Linked DNA regions of Homo sapiens: regions 2, 3 and 4 are each linked to region 1. Evidence: chromatin contacts called from ENCODE Hi-C or POLR2A ChIA-PET data. All regions are on one chromosome and are shown on one strand. The core of a region is the stretch at or near the end of the contact, and the rest is flanking DNA. Distances in the headings are between cores, read along the strand shown.

Evidence for each region. A loop is a pair of places that touch in the nucleus more often than their neighbours do. ChIA-PET counts read pairs that join two places held with the same protein, here RNA polymerase II (POLR2A). Pooled maps may share reads with other maps.
Region 2: a loop to region 1 is called in a map of B cell, with 28 times the contacts of the local background. The contact joins the promoter of CFAP298-TCP10L here to the promoter of HLCS-AS1 in region 1. A Hi-C loop is called at or near these places in 1 of 168 maps with a recorded cell type or tissue (B cell) and 5 of 50 pooled maps. POLR2A ChIA-PET finds 5 or more read pairs at or near these places in 1 of 52 experiments (OCI-LY7).
Region 3: a loop to region 1 is called in a pooled map, with 7 times the contacts of the local background. The contact joins the promoter of CRYZL1 here to the promoter of HLCS-AS1 in region 1. A Hi-C loop is called at or near these places in 1 of 168 maps with a recorded cell type or tissue (gastrocnemius medialis), 1 of 37 single-sample maps with no recorded cell type and 5 of 50 pooled maps.
Region 4: a pooled map shows a loop between it and region 1 (7-fold over the local background). The contact joins the promoter of PAXBP1 here to the promoter of HLCS-AS1 in region 1. A Hi-C loop is called at or near these places in 4 of 50 pooled maps. POLR2A ChIA-PET finds 5 or more read pairs at or near these places in 2 of 52 experiments (activated B cell and naive thymus-derived CD8-positive, alpha-beta T cell).

Annotation. Positions count from the first base shown.
Region 1 is chr21:36,965,038-36,967,737 of GRCh38, reverse strand. It overlaps HLCS-AS1 (HLCS antisense RNA 1), which reads right to left and starts at 1,279. Exons shown (of 4, transcript NR_186434.1): 1 at 1,127-1,279. It overlaps HLCS (holocarboxylase synthetase), which reads left to right and starts at 1,069. Exons shown (of 11, transcript NM_001352514.2): 1 at 1,069-1,294. The coding sequence starts at 1,100. RefSeq lists silencers at 687-1,156, 1,227-1,556, 1,277-1,607 and an enhancer at 1,667-1,716.
Region 2 is chr21:32,610,979-32,613,678 of GRCh38, reverse strand. CFAP298-TCP10L (CFAP298-TCP10L readthrough) reads left to right here and starts at 1,302. Exons shown (of 12, transcript NR_146639.2): 1 at 1,302-1,574. CFAP298 (cilia and flagella associated protein 298) reads left to right here and starts at 1,302. Exons shown (of 7, transcript NM_021254.4): 1 at 1,302-1,574. The coding sequence starts at 1,436. RefSeq lists enhancers at 1,061-1,170, 1,831-1,880.
Region 3 is chr21:33,640,468-33,643,167 of GRCh38, reverse strand. It overlaps CRYZL1 (crystallin zeta like 1), which reads left to right and starts at 1,427. Exons shown (of 13, transcript NM_145858.3): 1 at 1,427-1,487. ITSN1 (intersectin 1) reads right to left here and starts at 667. Exons shown (of 40, transcript NM_003024.3): 1 at 455-667. RefSeq lists silencers at 1-38, 359-458, 469-808 and an enhancer at 1,279-1,688.
Region 4 is chr21:32,770,450-32,773,149 of GRCh38, reverse strand. PAXBP1 (PAX3 and PAX7 binding protein 1) reads left to right here and starts at 1,395. Exons shown (of 18, transcript NM_016631.4): 1 at 1,395-1,824. The coding sequence starts at 1,482. EPCIP-AS1 (EPCIP antisense RNA 1) reads right to left here and starts at 1,050. Exons shown (of 4, transcript NR_024623.1): 1 at 842-1,050. RefSeq lists an enhancer at 739-1,728.

The sequences.
Region 1 (2,700 bases), core at 30-2,529:
AAACAAACAAACAAAAACTATCCTTAGATTAAGACATGGACGTGGTGTACATGATTGCTTTTGCTGCATCTTGCCACCTATTTTCAGCGAGGGCCAGAATAGGAAGCCACTGGATGGAATTCTTTGCTGTGCTTCGCAGCTGTTCAGAACACGTTCTTTACATAATGCCTTTTAAAGAAATGAGGTTCTATGGGAGAAGCCTCTGTGTCAGGACTAATTATGCTTCCCTTGGAGACAAGAACACCAAATCATGGTGATGTTTTCCTTTTCCCACTGGTGTTAGGATGCTTACAGTCAAACTGTTGACCCACATGTAGCAAGAACACCATAGGGAGCCTTCCTGGCACAGCCTTTTTAGAGGCAGCCTTCTTGGTGCTTATCTGTCTTCAATTTCTGTTTCCTGTCCTTATTTAAAAAAACATTATTGCATCCCGTGAATGTATGTGATTGACCTTAAAATCTTTTGCATGAAGGCTTAGTATAATTTAATAAAAACGGCCTTATCTTATTTTCCCAAGTCGACTGGGTAGCGGCTGTGGAGCGCTCTGGGACTCCCGGTGTGCTGCTGGTTAGTAAAGGTTGGCCTTGGCAGCTATGAACATAGGCAGAGCCCCCTCCTCAATCCGCCTCCCACCCCTCCAAGGAAGGGAGGCCGGACTTGGCTTAAACAGGTCGGGCAGCCACTGGAGCCTCCCCTCCCCCGCATCCACAACATACCCATCCCACTCCTCAGCCCTGGCGCGGCCCCGCACCCCGGCCTCCACTCCCTCGAGCCCCCTCTCCGGGTGCAGCCCCGGCGTCCCCTGACCCCGGTGCACACCCCCCGCCCCAGCGCTGCCCCTCGCCGCCGCCACCAGCCCTGGGCGCGGCCTCCGGAGCTCCCCATCACACAGCCGGGCGCGGCCTCACCCCCCCCCGCCCCTCCCGCCGCAGCCTCCAGTTGCCCGCGTCACCTTCCGGGTCCCCGCCTCCCCCGCCGTCCCCACCCCCGCGCCGCCTGGCCCGGGGGGGCGGCGCGGCCCTTCCGGCCGGGGCGGGGCCGGGCCTGGGGCGCTGGGGCGGGCGGGCAAGGCGGGCTCGCCCTGCCGGCGGCGCGGCCATGCTCATCACGCTGTGCTACCTGTACCTGTGGGCGCGCTGGGGTCGCCGGCCGGCTGAGCTCGTGCGCGCCACGGTGCGGCGGCTGCGTGCCTCGCGCTGTTCCTTCACCTTCTGCGGCGCGGCCGCGCAGCCCCCGGGCGCCCGCGTGTGCCTGAGCCGTGGCGGCCGCGTCTTCTGCGTCAGCGACAGCCAGGTGGGCGGGTCGGGCGGGCGGGCGACCCGGGCCCCGCGAGCCGGAAGTGCCCCCGTCCCTGCGCCTCGTCCCCGCCGGGAGCCCGGGAGTTCGGGAGCCCCGGAGTGGCGCCCTCAGTGCGGCCTGTGCGGCCCGGGAGGGGCTGTTGCCCCGGGGCCCAGAGAGAGGCCGGAGGTGCGGGACTCGGACCACGGACCCGGTCGCCTCTTCCCGGCCAGCCGGGCGGTGCTGGACGCGTGACTCTAGGCGCGCACCTGTGAGGACGTGAGCTGTGGATTGACAGCCGGACGCCAGCAGTGCCCACCTGGGGTCGCCCCCAACCTCCTCTCCCACACTTCGAGCCGGCGTTTGGGTGACCGTGAACCAGGAGAGACAGCTGTGGCGGGCCGGGAGCGGTGGCTTATGCCTGTAATCCCTGCACTCTGGGAGGCCTAGGAGGAAGGACAGCTTTGAGCCCAGGAGATGGAGACCAGCCTGGGCAACATAGCTAGACCCCTCTCTACAAAAAACAAAACAAAAAAAACACTTAGGTCGGCGTGGTGGCACGCGCCTGTAGTCCCAGCTACTCTGGAGGGTGAGGCGGGAGGGTCACTTGATCCCGGGAGGTTCACTTGAGCCCCGGAGTTTGAAGCTACAGTGAGCTATGATTGAGCCATTGCACTCCAGTCTGGGTGACAAAGCAAGACCCTGTCTTAAGAAAAAAAAAAAAAAATCCCAAACAAAAAACTCCCACCTGTGTCATCAGCTTTTTGTCAGATGTCCCCAAATTTACAAAAACTGCCCTTTTCCCTCTCCATCTTCTGTCAGTTGGTTGCATCATTCACCAACTTGGGCACCCGACTGATGGTCTTTGCGTCTTTTAAATTTCAGTTGACAGTCAGCCTTTGTTTTTTTTGACCCAGTGCTTAGGATGGTGGTTACGTGTTCAGCCCACTCTGTCACCTACCTTGTGACTTGGGCCAGTCAATTAATCTCTGTAAAAAGTCTGCTGCCTTGCTGTAAAGGGAACAATAGATCTTTCCATTCAGCTGTTTTTGGAAATGGGCTTAGCTTCACAGTGCAGTACTGCACAAAATTTCATGGACATCGGTAGCATTGTTCTCATTAATATTTAAACGTGTTTTGCTTTTAATCTGTTTCTTGTCCCTTTCCTCTGTTTTCTGGAATATTGCCTCACTTTTAGCACTAAAATGACGTTTTCTGCATATGTCACACCGTAAAGCCCCTGTGGGGAATTGAATCTTATCTCAGGTTTGAACATTGCCTGGAGGCTGTGCTTAGATATGGGTTGAAATTGTGCCACTAGCAAATAAAAAATACTCTTTCTTGTTAGTACCATATATGTATTATGTCACACTGAATATGAATGACTGTTTTCTCAGGTCCCCCAAGGTACTAGTTATGCA
Region 2 (2,700 bases), core at 53-2,552, 4.4 Mb after region 1:
TACACCCCACTGTGATATTTTTCTAAATATTCAGGGCGGGAGACGATAATATTACTCCCAATATCGCAGAAGGTGTACATTCCCTGACCATCAAACATAAGAAGTCCATCAACCTGTTTAGTTTTCTTTAGATCTGTATTTGAATTTGTGTTGTCCGTTTGTTTATTTATTATTTTTGAGACACAGTCTCACTCTGTCGCCAAGGCTGGAGGGTAGTGGCGCGATCTAGGCTCACTGCAACCTCCGCCTCCCGGGTTCAAGCAATTCTCCCACCTCAGGCTCCCTAGTAGCTGGAATTACTGGCACGCGCCACTACGTTCGGCTAATTTTTGTATTTTTAGTAGAGAAGGGGTTTCACCATGTTGGCCAGGCTGCTTTCGAACTCCTGACCTCAGGTGATCCGCCCTCCTCGGCCTCCCTAAGTGTTGGGATTACACGCGTGAGCCACCGCTCCTGGCCTGTCCATTTATTTTTGTTTTCTTTTTGTCACACTAAAATATAAGCTCCATGAGAGCAGTGACTCTGGATCTGTGGGGCCCGGAATAAACAGCGACTGACGCCGACTGCCTTCAGCAAGAGTCCGCTGGAGGATGGCTGGATATTTCTGGGAGGGTCGCTCTGGCAGGGGCCGCTGGAGCTACCCCAGCAACGCCATCCAAATCAACCTGAACGAAGAAGTGCGGACACTCGCCCTGGCCCCTCCGTCCTGAAAAGCTGACCCGCGCAAACAGCAGCGAACAGCAAGACTCAGTTCTGGGTCGCTGCCGCCGAACTTTCCCAGGCCGGAAACAGCGTGGAAACGTTGCCGGAAGTGGAGACTGAAAGCGGCGGAAGGGACGCTGGAATGTGGAGCGGTTGTGGGGCGGCAGCTGCGGAACTGCGCGATTGTGGTTCCCGCCGTATTTCCCGTTCCCCATCTAGTAACTCCCATCTCAGCCCACGTATCTCCCTGAGTGGAAATCTCGGGCCCCAGACCAGTCGATTGGGAGGTCCGCCCTCCCCTTCAGCGACTTGGTCTGTGTTTTGGCAGTTGCCGCGACAACAGTCACTTCCGGGAAGGGGCTCTGCGAATCTCCTTCCGTCGGTCCGCTCAGAATCAGCTGTCCTCTCAGACTGTGTGGGTGGTTTCCCCGGCCGCAGCTCCGTACGGGCTTGGATTGCTGGGCCTCGGTGCACCCCAGCCTCCCCCACTCGGGTTCTGAGCTTGAGCTGGCGGCTCTTTAACTCTGCTTCACTGTTGCTCTTGGCAACATCCACTTCCGGGAGCGAGTGCCGTTTCCCCCGCTCACCGCGGGCTAGGGAGCGTGGGATTCCGGACTGTGAGCGGCTGTTAGTGCGTCGCAGCTGCTGGCGATCCGGCGACCCTCGGCCGGCAGGACCCGCGGGCCACGCAGCCGGGGCCTTCTCAACGCCTCAGTACCTCGGCGGGACCGCCATGGTTCTGCTGCACGTGAAGCGGGGCGACGAGAGCCAGTTCCTGCTGCAGGCGCCTGGGAGTACCGAGCTGGAGGAGCTCACGGTGCAGGTGGCCCGGGTCTATAATGGGCGGCTCAAGGTGCAGCGCCTCTGCTCAGGTGCGGCTCGCGGGTGGGCCCATCCCGGACAGATCGAGAGACCGGCGTGGGATGGAGAAAGAGGGGCAGGGTGGGCCGAGGGGTCAGGTTTGTGAAGATTATTGAAGAGATTTGCAGCAGCCGGGGTTGAAACGGGACACTAGGGTTAACCGGAGATGAATAAGGAACCGGAGAAGATCCGGCCTGTCTGACACCCCGGGCTGGGAGGTGGGCCCAGGTGCCTCTCGGAGCCAGGATTTGGGGTGCTGCGAATAAGTGGAAATGGGCTGGGGAGGGAGGAGGGAGCCGAAAGGCCGGGCTGAACAGCAGACTTAGTGCAATTAATCACGTGTGAGGGGTGAGATGAGAACTAGGTGGGCTTTTAAAAGCTGAATTTACTATTTTTAGTCGCCCAATGTAAAGCAGCGAGCCACCTGGCTTTGGGACGGCCCCTTACAGTTGAGGAAGCCTTGGTGATCTTTCCCCGCCCTGGAAACGGCCTGTTGCGTTGCGGCGCCGTCTCCCTACCCCGCGCAGGTTCCAGGGCACCCGCTTTGCCGCAGAACTTTCCGGCGGTGGAAGGGCCCCCATCTGTGCTGTCCATTGGGCAGCTGCCGGCCACTTGTGGCCGTAGAGCATTTGGAATGTGGCTAGTGCGGCCAGGCAACCGAATTTTACATTTGCATTTTAATTAATTAAATATATATAAATATAAATAAATACCATATATATAGTATATATGAATATAAATAAATTATATATATGTATATATAAATATAAATAAATTATATATATATATATATATATGGTATGTGTGTGTGTGAGAGACAGGGTCTTACTGTTGCCCAGGCTGGAGTGCAGTGGCGCGATCTCTGCTCACTGCAACCTTCGCCTCCCGGGTTCAAGCTATTCTCCTGCCTCAGCCTCCCAAGTATCTGAGATTACAGGCGCCCACCACCACGCCCAGCTAATATTTGTATCTTTAGTGGACACGGGGTTTCATCATGTTGGCCAGGCTGGTCTCGAACGCCTGACCTCAGGTGATCCGCCTGCCTCCGCCTCCCAAAGTGCTAGGATTACAAGTGTGATCCATCGCGTCTGGGTCATTTTAATTTAAATAAATTTAAATCGCCAAGTGGAGCGAGTA
Region 3 (2,700 bases), core at 178-2,677, 3.3 Mb after region 1:
CGCTCCCGCCAACGCGGGTCCCCGGGAGGCCGGCGGGAGGCGAGGCCGGGCCGCCCCTCGCCGGCGGCCGAGGGCAGCGAGGTCAGCCCGGGAAGGAGCGGCCGCCCGGGGTCCCCGCGAGAGGAGGGAGCCCGCTCGGCGGCGGGGCCGCGGCGCCCATTCATCCCCACGCCCGTCCCGCGGCCGCCACCCCACGGCCCACCGCGGCCCCCGGCCTCCCAGTGCGGGTCCGCCCGCCACTCCGCCGCCACCCCCGAGGACGGGAAGGACAAGGCAGAGGGGCAGCCGCTGCCGTCTCTCGGGCGCGCGGCGAGGGGCTAAGGGCGGCCGGGGAGACAAGCGCCGGGCGCGGGACGGATGCCCCGGGCAGCCATCGCGCAGACCCCCGCGCCGACCCCCGCCCCCGCTGCAGCCGCCCGTGGTCCAGGCCGCCGCCTTGCAGCCCTCTCCTCACCTCATCTCCGGGCGGGTCCGCGCTGCCGCCCCAGGGACAAATCAGTGCCGCTCACGCGCCGCTGGGAGGGACGCAGGAGCCGCAGCCCCGCACACCATCCCCGCCCGCCTCTCTGTCCGTCCCGGAGCCCGCTCGGGATTCTTCCTCGCGAGCCGCCGTACTACGGAGCAACCAAGCTACGCTCCCTCCCCTGGCGCCTCCACTCTTCTCTACCTCCTTCGCTCCCTCCCTCGCTCCCTCGCTCCCGCCTATCTCCTCATCTCCCTCCGCTGCCTCCCCCGCCCCCCATCCACCATCCATCTCCGCCCATAAGTGGGTGGGGAAACCGCCAGCCAATTGGAAGAAGGGGCCCGCACCTTCTCACCACCCCCTACCACTGGCCCCGCCCACCGTGCGAACCCAAAGAGGGTGAGCCAAAGAAATGTAAGACAACAGAGTGACAAGCCGAATGAGCCAATCAGCAGGGGCTGTGTGGGGGCAGGATTAGCACTCTCCCCCTCCTCCCCATGTAGGCGTAACAGGAGATTTATGGTCTGAGGTTGCCTATCGTGGTTTATGGAGATTTTGTTGCACGATTTCGGTGCATCTGCTCGTTGCCGTGAGAGACACTAGATAGGATGCACTTAATTGACTTAATTATTGGAGGTTTTCAAGGAGAGAATAATGTGGAAAGGAAAAAGGCGAAGCACAACCCAAAGGGGTTGGCCGGGCCTATGGTTGGAATGAGGAAGGGTGTGGTCTTCGGCTAAAATTTGCATAAAACGGAACCCATCCGGGCGATTCCAACTTCGCCCATTTATTGGTAGTCCTTGGGGCGGGGCCTCGCCTCTTTCTCCGCCCCCGAGCGGAACATGACGGGAGATGTAGTTCCGAGACCGGTTGCCATGGCGTTCTGGACAGCCTCGCGAGTCCGACCCCGCCCTTCAGGAGTGACGAGCGGCCTGACCAATGGGAGCAGGGGGCGGGCTCTCTGACGAAGGACTGGAAGGTGGCGGTGGTGAAGGTGCAGGCCGTTGGGGCGGCTCAGAGGCAGGTGAGCCCCGGGAAACGCGTCCTGTGTCTTGGGAAACGGGCCTTTAAGCGAAAGGTGGAGAGATGCCCCACAGAACCGTGCAGCCCTGGGGAGGATGGTGGTTCGCGTCGAACCCTAACCTGGGACTTGTTCGGGCCCAGGCCTAGCTTAGCTGAGGCCGCTGAGGGGTGGGTAAGACTAGATTTGAGGGACAGTTTCCTGGACCTTGACGGGTTTTGATTGTAGGTCTTATCTCAGTTTGCATCTCCCTCTACTTTTATGGAGGCAGAGGTCTGGGAGTGCCCTTCCACTTAATCTCCCAGGTTGGGTTTTTCTCCTCTGCTTCTTGTTCCTAGAATTTGAGTGTCTTTTTCTTTCTCTGTTACTTCTTCTCAGCCACTTCTTTCTTCCTCATCACTTTGCTGTTTTCGGAAAGCAGTTAGTAGTTATTCGCTGTATGTGGCTTTTGAGCCAGATCGGCCCTCTTCATTATGCTAAACGGCGGAATCATCTGGAGCGAGATGTAAGCATCGCCTTGGGATAGGTCTGGGTCGGGGCCGAACATCTGCGTTTCTAAGAAGCTCCCAGGTGCTGCTGTCCACGTTATGAGTAGAAAGGTTTTACCTGAACTCTGTCCAGTACAAATATAATGCGAGTCCCTTATGTCATTTTAATTTTGGGGTAGCTACATTTAAAAAGTGAAAAGAAACACGTGAAATTAATTTTAATTATATGTTTCATTTAGCCTAGTATATCTGAGACATTATCATTTCAACGCTTAAACAAATATTTAAAAATTGAGATTTTACGTTCTTTTCTTCGTATTAAATCTTCAAAATTAAATTAAAAAATTAATTCTTCAAAATTAAATCTTCAAAATCTGATGTGTATTTTCCACTTAACAGCGCATCTCAATTCCGACTAGACACAGTTGGAGTGCTCAATAGCCACCTGTGCTAGTGGCTGCTACAGTAGCCTACTGCAGAAATTAAAAGGTGGGAAAAATAAGGTTGCATTGACCAAACCCTTTGCAACTCTATGAGATGGGATTCAGAACTACTTTAGAGATTCTCTGTAATTGAGATGTGCCCAATTTACAGAAATAATAGTCAAAATAGCCAACATTTCTGAAAGTATGATGTTGCGCTGAGTGCTTTGCAGGTATTATTTAATCCTTATGGCAACCCTCTGAGATAACTGCTATTATTATCTAAGATATGGGATCTCAGGCCCA
Region 4 (2,700 bases), core at 146-2,645, 4.2 Mb after region 1:
AGATCGCGCCATTGCACTCTAGCCTGGGCGACAAGAGCGAAATTTAGTCTCAAAACAAACAAACAAAAAACCAAAAAAACACAACCCTTCATATACAGATATGGGCCGATCTCCAATCTACGGTAGGCTAAAAATGCAGCTTACACACCATCTGTGTAAAAAGGGGAACACATTAAAATATGCATATTTATTTGCTTTTATGTTCATGGAACATCTTTAGAGGATCATAAGAAACTGTTAACATTGCCACTGAGGAAGTGAACAGCCTTCCAGACATGGGTGGATTTTTTTCACTCTACCGAATACCCTTTTAATTTCGAAACATCAAAATGAATTCGCATGCACAGGTGCATGCCCGAAGGAAAAACTTCTAGTTCGGTGATGAGATAGGGAAAGCCGGTGAGTTCAACCTTAGGCGCAATCACCCTGTGAAGGTGTGGCCAGCGAGGGCTTTGTCACGCAAGTCTGAGAACTGTCACAACCTTCCCCACCCCCTGCTCTATTTTCCTTCCACTTGTTTCTGAAACTCACTAAGCTTTGGAAAGTATTTAGTCATAGAATTGCTTGCAAACTTGGCATTCTTTAGAAAACACGGAAACACTTTTGCTTTCCTTGTTCCTGAAAGACTGGGGAACGGGGGACATCAAGCCAGGTAACATTGTATCATAACTGAAATTCAATGTCTTTGAAGTAACATTGTACCATAAATGAAATTCAATGTCTTTGAAGTAACATTGTATCATAAATAAAATTCAATGTCTTTCTAAGAGCTCTGTAGCTATAAAGCTGTAGAAATACAAAGTATTACTCAAGAATAACTAGTAATTACCAATAGTCACACCTCAGGTCAAAGTTTGGAGAGGACTATTCCACCTACTAGATCACACTTTCCTTCCCGAAAGCCGCTTCTCTCTCTGGCCTCTCCCCTCCTCCTCCTCCCTCATCTGTTTGGCGGGAGGCTTCCTCACATTACCGCTCCGCGTAAGTGCGAAGACGCACTGCAGCAGCGCCGTCTGAGGGACAACAGAGCCTACTCTTTCTTCTCATCTCTATGATCCTCTTTGTGACCTGTCAAACAACACCAGAGTTCCATGCTAATAGTACTCCACTCCGACAGAGAGCGATGCAAAGAGCCGACGCTCTCGCGAGAGGTGTGGGGCTCTCTCTCTCTCTCTCGCTCTCTCTCTCTCTCTCTCTCTCGCTCTCTCTCTCTCTCTCTCTCTCTCTCTCTCTCTCTCTCTCTCTCTCTCTCTCTCTCTCTCTCTCTCTCTCTCTCTCTCTCTCTCTCTCACTCTCTCTCTTTCTCCAAGTATTGAGAGCGCGTGGGAGCATAGGCGCATGCGCGCTCGTGGGGTGCGCGGTAGCAACAGAGGACTCGACCCGGCTGGAGCTCCGGAGAGCGCGCGTGCGCCGTCACGAGCTCGGCGCTGCCGGGGCCGCGGTGTGGAAGCGAGTATTCGACCGCCGTGCGGGCCGCGGGGATGTTCCGAAAGGCCCGGCGGGTGAACGTGCGCAAGCGGAACGACTCCGAAGAGGAAGAGCGGGAACGCGATGAGGAGCAGGAGCCGCCGCCGTTGTTGCCGCCGCCGGGCACGGGCGAAGAGGCGGGCCCCGGTGGCGGCGACAGGGCCCCTGGCGGGGAGTCGCTGCTGGGCCCGGGGCCGTCGCCGCCTTCCGCGCTGACCCCGGGCCTCGGGGCTGAGGCCGGGGGCGGCTTCCCCGGCGGCGCGGAGCCCGGCAACGGGCTGAAGCCGCGCAAGAGGCCTCGCGAGAACAAAGAGGTGCCCCGGGCCAGCCTGCTCAGCTTCCAGGACGAGGAGGAAGGTAAAGTGCGCGCTTCGGACGCCCTTAGACGGCCGCATCCCCGACGCAGGCCCCCGTCCCCCGCCCCCGTATTCTCTGGACGCCCAGCCCCGGAGCCCTGGAACGGAGTCCCCTGCCGTCCGACCGGCTGCGAATCTTCCCCAGCCTCCGGCCTTCTGCTCGGGCAAGGGACGCGTTCCCGCGCTGCCCCCAGCCTTTTCTTAACCACCTCCTCTGCCACGGGGCCGGAGCTCAGATCAGGCATTCAGAGTGTTTCAGGGGAAATTCGGTGTTCCCTGTCCTGCCTCTTTTCTGCCTGGCGTGTTTCAGGGCCAACTTGGTGTGGGTCCCCTGGCTGCTCTTGGCATGCTTTCCGAGCCCTCTGCAGGTCACTGCGCCCACACTTCTTGGATGCTCTGTCCAGGCATCCTCGACCATGAAGGCCGAGTTTGTAAAAAGGAATACTAGGAGAGGGAACAGAAGCCTGGAGTTGCAGCTCTGGTTCTGAGTGACCTTGGGCCAGTCCCTTGCAGTCGCTGAGCCTCAGTTTACCCATAAAAGTAATTAGGGGTAGCAGATACCCAGCCTTCTTCGCACTGACTTTGGGAACAGTGAAGCGAGACGGTGTAAAAATAGTAAAAGCAAGGTAGTTTCTCCAATTCCTGTGGGAGGCCAGGCTGCAGTGGTTTTAGATTGCTGATCTTAAATGAGCCTTAAATCTTTTCTTCTGACCATTTGAATGTGCATAACCCAGTTAATTCCATGTTACGAAAAAAGAAATTAAGTTTTGTAAATCTTGCATTTTTATTCGAGAGGTTTCCAGTAAGGTAGGTAGTTTATCTTTGGCATTTCTGTTACTCTTTATTTGGTTTGAGAGGAGTACAGACAGATTTTTGT